Regions from separate parts of the Homo sapiens genome. Here region 1 is linked to region 2. A link is an interaction called in ENCODE POLR2A ChIA-PET data of the cell type or tissue named here. Cell type or tissue: K562. All regions are shown on one strand. Each heading gives the region's core, and the rest is flanking DNA. Links, peaks and the distances in the headings are about the cores only. Region 1 has its middle 12 kb from the start of LINC03108. Region 2 overlaps LINC01132 (long intergenic non-protein coding RNA 1132).

Region 1 (2,911 bases), core at 134-2,633, 260 kb before region 2:
GACACACTCACCGTCACTGCCAAGGGTTGTTGGTGAAACGCTGAGCTTCTTGGGGCCTGGGTGTCCTCATCTGTAATGAGAGGGCCTAGGAGAAAGCTCACCTTCTAGCTGGTTCTCTAAGTAGCATGAGTTAAACTGGAAGAAAATGTGTGCGTGTGTGCATGTATGTGTTCATGTGTGCCTACAGGTGTGTGATGCATGTGAGTGAATGTAGCAAAAACATAGTCTTTTAGATTTAGGATCAACTAGTATGAGGCATCCTTGCCAGTCCTTGTGCGTCTCTGCTGAACACGTATTTACATCGGGACAGTGCTGGGTGGCTCAGGGCTGGAGCCAGATAAGCCAGGTGTGGGGCCAAGGGGGTTTGCGGAGAAAGTTTAGTTCACCGTGAGAACCTGGGGCCCAGCTTTGAAGGCCTCCAGGGCCCACTCTGAATAGAACTCGTGATCCCAGGAAGAGAAGTGCTTGGTTTGAGTCTGAGAAGCCAGTGGAGGTTCAGATCAGCTTGCGTGACCGTCACTCTGCAGGAACAGGGAAAGTAAAGTGTCAGACCCAGGACCTGGTGATTTGCAATGAAACCACCACAGTATGGCTGGGGACAGACCCTGGCAGGAGGCAGGATTCCATCCTCCTCCACAGGCTACCTCCACGCTGCATCCTCTTCCCCAAGGTTTGCTGGGAGTGAATGGACCATGGTCCCCATCACTGGGGGGCCTTGTCAATCATTCTGGCTTTTAGTTCTAGAAAGGAAAAACCAACACCAGGCACAGCTGACTTCTCCCTTCATCTTCATGAAGGTCCCTTTTCCTTGAGTTCCATGACACCTTGTTGCTTTTTATTCTGTTCCCCTCAGGCCACAACTTATGAGAATCCTTTGTTGGAGAACTTGTTCCTTTAATTGTGGGTGTTCTTTTTTTTTTTTTTTTTTTTTTGAGATGGAGTCTCGTTCTGTTGCCCAGGCTGGACTACAGTGGTGTGATCTCGGCTCACTGCAAGCTCTGCCTCCCGGGTTCAAGCGATTCTCCTGCCTCAGCCTCCCAAGTAGCTGGGATTACAGGCACTCGCCACCACACCCAGCTAATTTTTGTATTTTTAGTAGAGACGGGGTTTCACCATGTTGGCTAGGCTGGTCTCGATCTCCCGACCTTATGATCTGCCCGCCTCTGCCTCCCAAAGTGCTGGGATTACAGGTGTGAGCCGCCGCGCCCAGCCATTGTGGGTGTTCTTAGCACTCTATCCCTGGCACATTTCTCATTTAATCTTGCATTCACCCCTCAAATCATCCCTGTGGCTTCCAATACCATTTCTATGCCCATATGACTTTCAAATCACCATCTTCTGCCCACCCAGCCTTCTCAGCTCTGGACCTGAGGTCTCACAGGTGCACCCACCTCCACATGCCCCAAACGGAACCCAAGGCCATCTCCCTTCCTGAACCTGCTCCTGCCCTGCAGCACCCCAGCTTCATAAACAGCAGCACCCTTCACCCTGGTTCTCAGGCTGGTACCTTGGGCTTCTTCCTCCATATCCTACTTCCTCCCATGCCTCACCTCCAGTAAATTCCATGTCTGTTCAATTCCAATAAAGATAATAGCTGGCTGGGCATGGTGGCTCATGCCTGTAATCCCAGCACTTTGGGAGGCCAAAGCAGGCGGCTCACAAGGTCAGGAGATCGAGACCATCCTGGCTAATACGGTGAAACCCTGTCTCTACTAAAAATACAAAAAACTAGCCGGGCGTGGTAGCACATGCCTGTAGTCCCAACTACTTGGGAGGTTGGGGCAGGAGAATTATTTGAACCCGGGAGGCAGAAGTTGCAGTGAGCTGAGATCGTGCCACTGCACTCCAGCCTGGGCAACAGAGTGAGACTCTGTCTTAAAAAAAAAAAGAAAAAAAAATTAGCTGGGTGTGGTGGTGTGTGCCTGTAATCCCAGCTACTTGGGAGGTTGAGGCACAAGAATTGTTTGAACCCAGGAGGCGGAGGTTGCAGTAAGCCGAGATCACGCCACTGCACTCCAGGCTGGTGACAGAGTAAGACCCATCTCAGAAAAAAAAAAAAAAAAAGACAATAGCTGATGTTGGCTGAACACTGGCCATGTGCTCAGAGCTTTATAAGCAGAGTCTCCTCTAATCCCTGCCCCCCAACTCTCTATACAGTTGACCCATGAACAATATGGGCTTGAACTATGTGAATCTACTTATACGCAGATTTTTTCCAACTAAATGCGGATGGAAAATATAGTCTTCACAGAATGTGAAACCTGCATATAGAGCAGGGGGACATTTCATACCTGCAGATTCTGCAGGGCTGACTGCAAATTTGAGTATGTGCAGATATGAGTATACATGGGGTTGCTGAAACCAATCCCCCTCGTATACTAAGAGCCAACTGTAGCAGGAATTCATATCACATTATTTAGCATATGAAGAATCTGAGGTGTGCAGGGGCTTACTGACTTGCCTGAAGTCCCAGAGAGATTTAACTCAAGACCATGGGATCCTCAGACTCTCCAGGTTACCAGATACCCCTGAACCTCCATAGGGGCTGGTGCACTGCTTCTCGCCTGGGTATTGGCCCTGCCTCGTCTCTTCTGCATGCAGTAACCAGAGGGAACTCTCAAAATGAAACACTGATGTTGTCACTCCTCTCCCTGAACCCTTACAGTCTCCCCATTGCTCCTGAAACAAAGTCCTTATTTTTCTTTGAGATGGAGTTTCACTCTTGTTGCCCAGGCTGGATGGCAATGGCATGATCTTGGCTCACTGCAACCTCTGCCTCCCAGGTTCAAGTGACTCTCCTGCCTCAGCCATAGCTGGGATTACAGGCATGTGCTACCACACCCGGCTAATTTTTGTATTTTTAGTAGGGTTTTGCCATATTGGTCAGGCTGGTCTCAAACTCCTGACCTCA
Region 2 (2,911 bases), core at 142-2,641:
AAAAACAAAAAACAGAAAAACCTAACTAACTTCTCTACTGTTATCGCACATAAAGTGATGTAAATGTGTGTGCCATTGCAATAAAGTCACAGTGAGCAGAATTAAACGCTGCAGGTTTGGGCCATGACTAAGCAGCATGACTGAATGGGGCATTTTCTGGTCTGCTTGCAGGCCCTTTCTTCGCTGGGATGGTGGATGGCTCGGTGAGACATCAGAGAGCAACTGCTCAGGTGGGTCTGCGTGGCCCTGAGACTGTTCACATTTTCAGCCATCTTTAAGGCTCAGCTTGCTTCTTGAGAGGCAGGAATTGGGAGCCCGCTGCGAGGACTTCCCTGAGTTCAGACTGCGCAGCTCAACTCATGCCTTTCAGGGGCTCATCCATTCTGCTGATGAAGAATAGATGTTTGGCACTTCCAACAAGGCCGTGTGTCTTGCCTGGTTCTACGAAGACACTGGGGGAGATGTCCTAAAATGCAGCCCCTGTTCTCAAAGAGCTCACTGGGTGAAAAGCTTGACATAGGGAGGCAACACATGAGCCTTAAGTCACTTAAGTCACGCTTGAGCATATCTCTGCAAATCTGTGGAAGAGATGGATCAACTAAGCCCTCAGTCCAGTAGTGCAGATGTGGAGAGGGCAGCCATGCTCTGGTAGAGTTCCTGAGTGCTTCCTGTTTTGGAATGCGGTGGCGTCTGGCCTCCTCACTGTTTGTTCAGCATGCATTACCATGCATTACCATGGGTGATTAGTAATTTAAAATTTTTATCTCCTGTAGCTCTCACACTTGACGGTGGAATCATCAAATGCTTTAGCGATGCCATCGGCCAAAATGGGGAAATCGAGGCAATCAGAGACGTACGTGACTTGTTCAACATCTCCAGGCTCCCCATTCATCCAGCGGCTTGAGAAGCCAGCCTTTGGCTAGCAGGAAGAATAGACAGGCCCTGGCACCACATCAGTGGCCCCGACACCTCAGGGAAGTCCATTCAGTGAGGCCTTCATTTGGGTCTCTAGACCTCACGCCCCCCCCGCCCCCGTGCAGGCAGGTGAGGGTCTTGTCCCAGGATTATCACGAACAGGCAGGTGAAAGCACTGGGTGACATGAGCACAGATTTATGCACCAGGACTCACTCTGTGGCAAGAAAGAACACTGCTGCTCTTAGCAATACATACAGAAGGACCAGGAAGCAACCTAAGAATCAGTGCCTGGCTTGCGGTCACAGGAGATACTTCTACTGCCATTCTGGCTTGGGCTTCTTTGGAGAAGGAGCCAAGGCCTGCAAGGGTTTTAAGTGGCCCCTGCAGGTTCACTCTGACCCACCTCAGAGACGCCCCCACAACACCCAGCGCCCTGCAGGAGGAATCTAGAGACTTAGGGTCTAGGCTCAACATTGCCACTCATTAGCTCTATGGTCTTGGCCATGTCAACCTAAGTTGAATGGCGGCCACAGCCCTGTGGCCTTCCAGGATGTCATGAGGTATCCACATGGCCTTACACACATGGGTGGCAGAGCTCTTCCTCTCTGTCTTGCAGTGGGAGGCCTTGTTGCAATGGGAAACAAGCTGTAGAGATAAAAACAATGAACCTGTTGACTAATCCTAGAAACGTCCAGATGGAATACATTTTTTTTTTTTTTGAGACAGAGTCTCACTCTGTCGCCAGGACAGTGGCGCGATCTCGGCTCACCGCAACCTCTGACTCCCTGGTTCAAGCGATTATCCTGCCTCAGCCTCCCGAGTAGCTGGGATTACAGGCACGCGCCACCACGCCCAGCTAATTTTTGTATTTTTAGTAGAGACGGGGTTTCACCGTGTTGGCCAGGCTGGTCTCAATCTCCTGACCTGGTGATCTGCCCTTCTCGGCCTCCCAAAGTGCTGGTATTACAGCTGTGAGCCACTGTGCCCGGCCAGAATACATTTAAATCAGACTATCCAAAGACCCACTGATGTGTGCAGCCGCTGATCTACCTTGTACCAGGAAGATGCAAGATACAGCATGTCATATCACAAACATTCAAACATTAGCCAGGCTCCCAAGTCTCTTAAAAATCCTCACAACCAGTTTCCTCGGTGACAGTTTTTCAGATCACCTCTCTTAGAAACAGCTGGAGAGTAGATTAGGGCCCAGCTGATTTTGCAGGCTCCTAAATACTTATTTGGGTCCTCATATGGCAAGAGCTTCCCATCTCCTGCAGCAATCGTCAAACTCTCCAAACCCCTCTGGGTGGAGCTATAAAGACCCTCTTCATGCAAACAGCCTGTCCTGAACCCCAGCAGCCCTGGGAGTCCAAGGACACTGAAGGAGACTGCGATGAGATGGCTGTGCAGATGGGAGGGCGGGGGCCTGGGAACAGCAGTGCCTTACGGCGTTCTCCTTATACCCCCTGTGGTTCAGGCTTGAGCTCCAGGAAATAAAGAAGAATGCTTATGTCCATTAAGGCAGCAGCAGTGGCGTGGAGGCCCTGCATCTGAAGTTAGTGTTCTCTGATGGTGATCAGCCCTTGTATCTTTCACCAATAAGAAAACAGGGCTCTGGACGCCATGAAATCCCTGTTAGAGCCTCATCTTCCTTCCTGACCCTTGACTTTCACTAACATACAAAGGCCACTCTTCAGCAACAGGGCTAGTGACTGGTTTCACTTGTCTTTCTACAAAGAGAAGTATTTTAAATGCTTTCTATTTGTGGCCAACAAGCCCTGTGATGACTAACAGCAAAGGTGGAATCTCTCTGTATATTGATTTTTAGTGCAGGCTTAATGTCTGTATGTAATTATTTTTACCATGCAGGTGAAGCAAGAAATTAAATTGAGTTTTTTAATGAGGGGGAAAAACCAGCATTAGAAATGAAAGATCACAGGAGAAATTGAGCAGGTCACCTGTTTGCAAATAGTTTCTGCTTTAGGTCTCTGTTAC

Evidence for each region. Peaks named below come from ENCODE experiments on the same cell type or tissue, not always from the same donor. Only the 100,000 strongest peaks of a DNase experiment are listed, where the experiment ranks them.
Region 1: POLR2A ChIA-PET joins it to region 2 with 5 read pairs; 17 of 35 experiments call an interaction of 5 or more read pairs at or near these places.

What each region holds. Positions count from the first base shown.
Region 1 is chr1:234,991,704-234,994,614 of GRCh38, reverse strand. No RefSeq gene overlaps it. Among named protein-coding and RNA genes, the nearest start is that of LINC03108, 12 kb to the right of the region's middle. In K562, for the core only: no CTCF peak of the experiment used is centred there; no DNase peak of the experiment used is centred there.
Region 2 is chr1:234,726,998-234,729,908 of GRCh38, reverse strand. It overlaps LINC01132 (long intergenic non-protein coding RNA 1132), which reads right to left. Exons shown (of 3, transcript NR_038856.1): 3 at 1-1,561. Among named protein-coding and RNA genes, the nearest start is that of LINC01132, 4.4 kb to the right of the region's middle. RefSeq lists a silencer at 1,433-1,727. In K562, for the core only: no CTCF peak of the experiment used is centred there; DNase peaks (open chromatin) are centred at 1,528 and 2,334.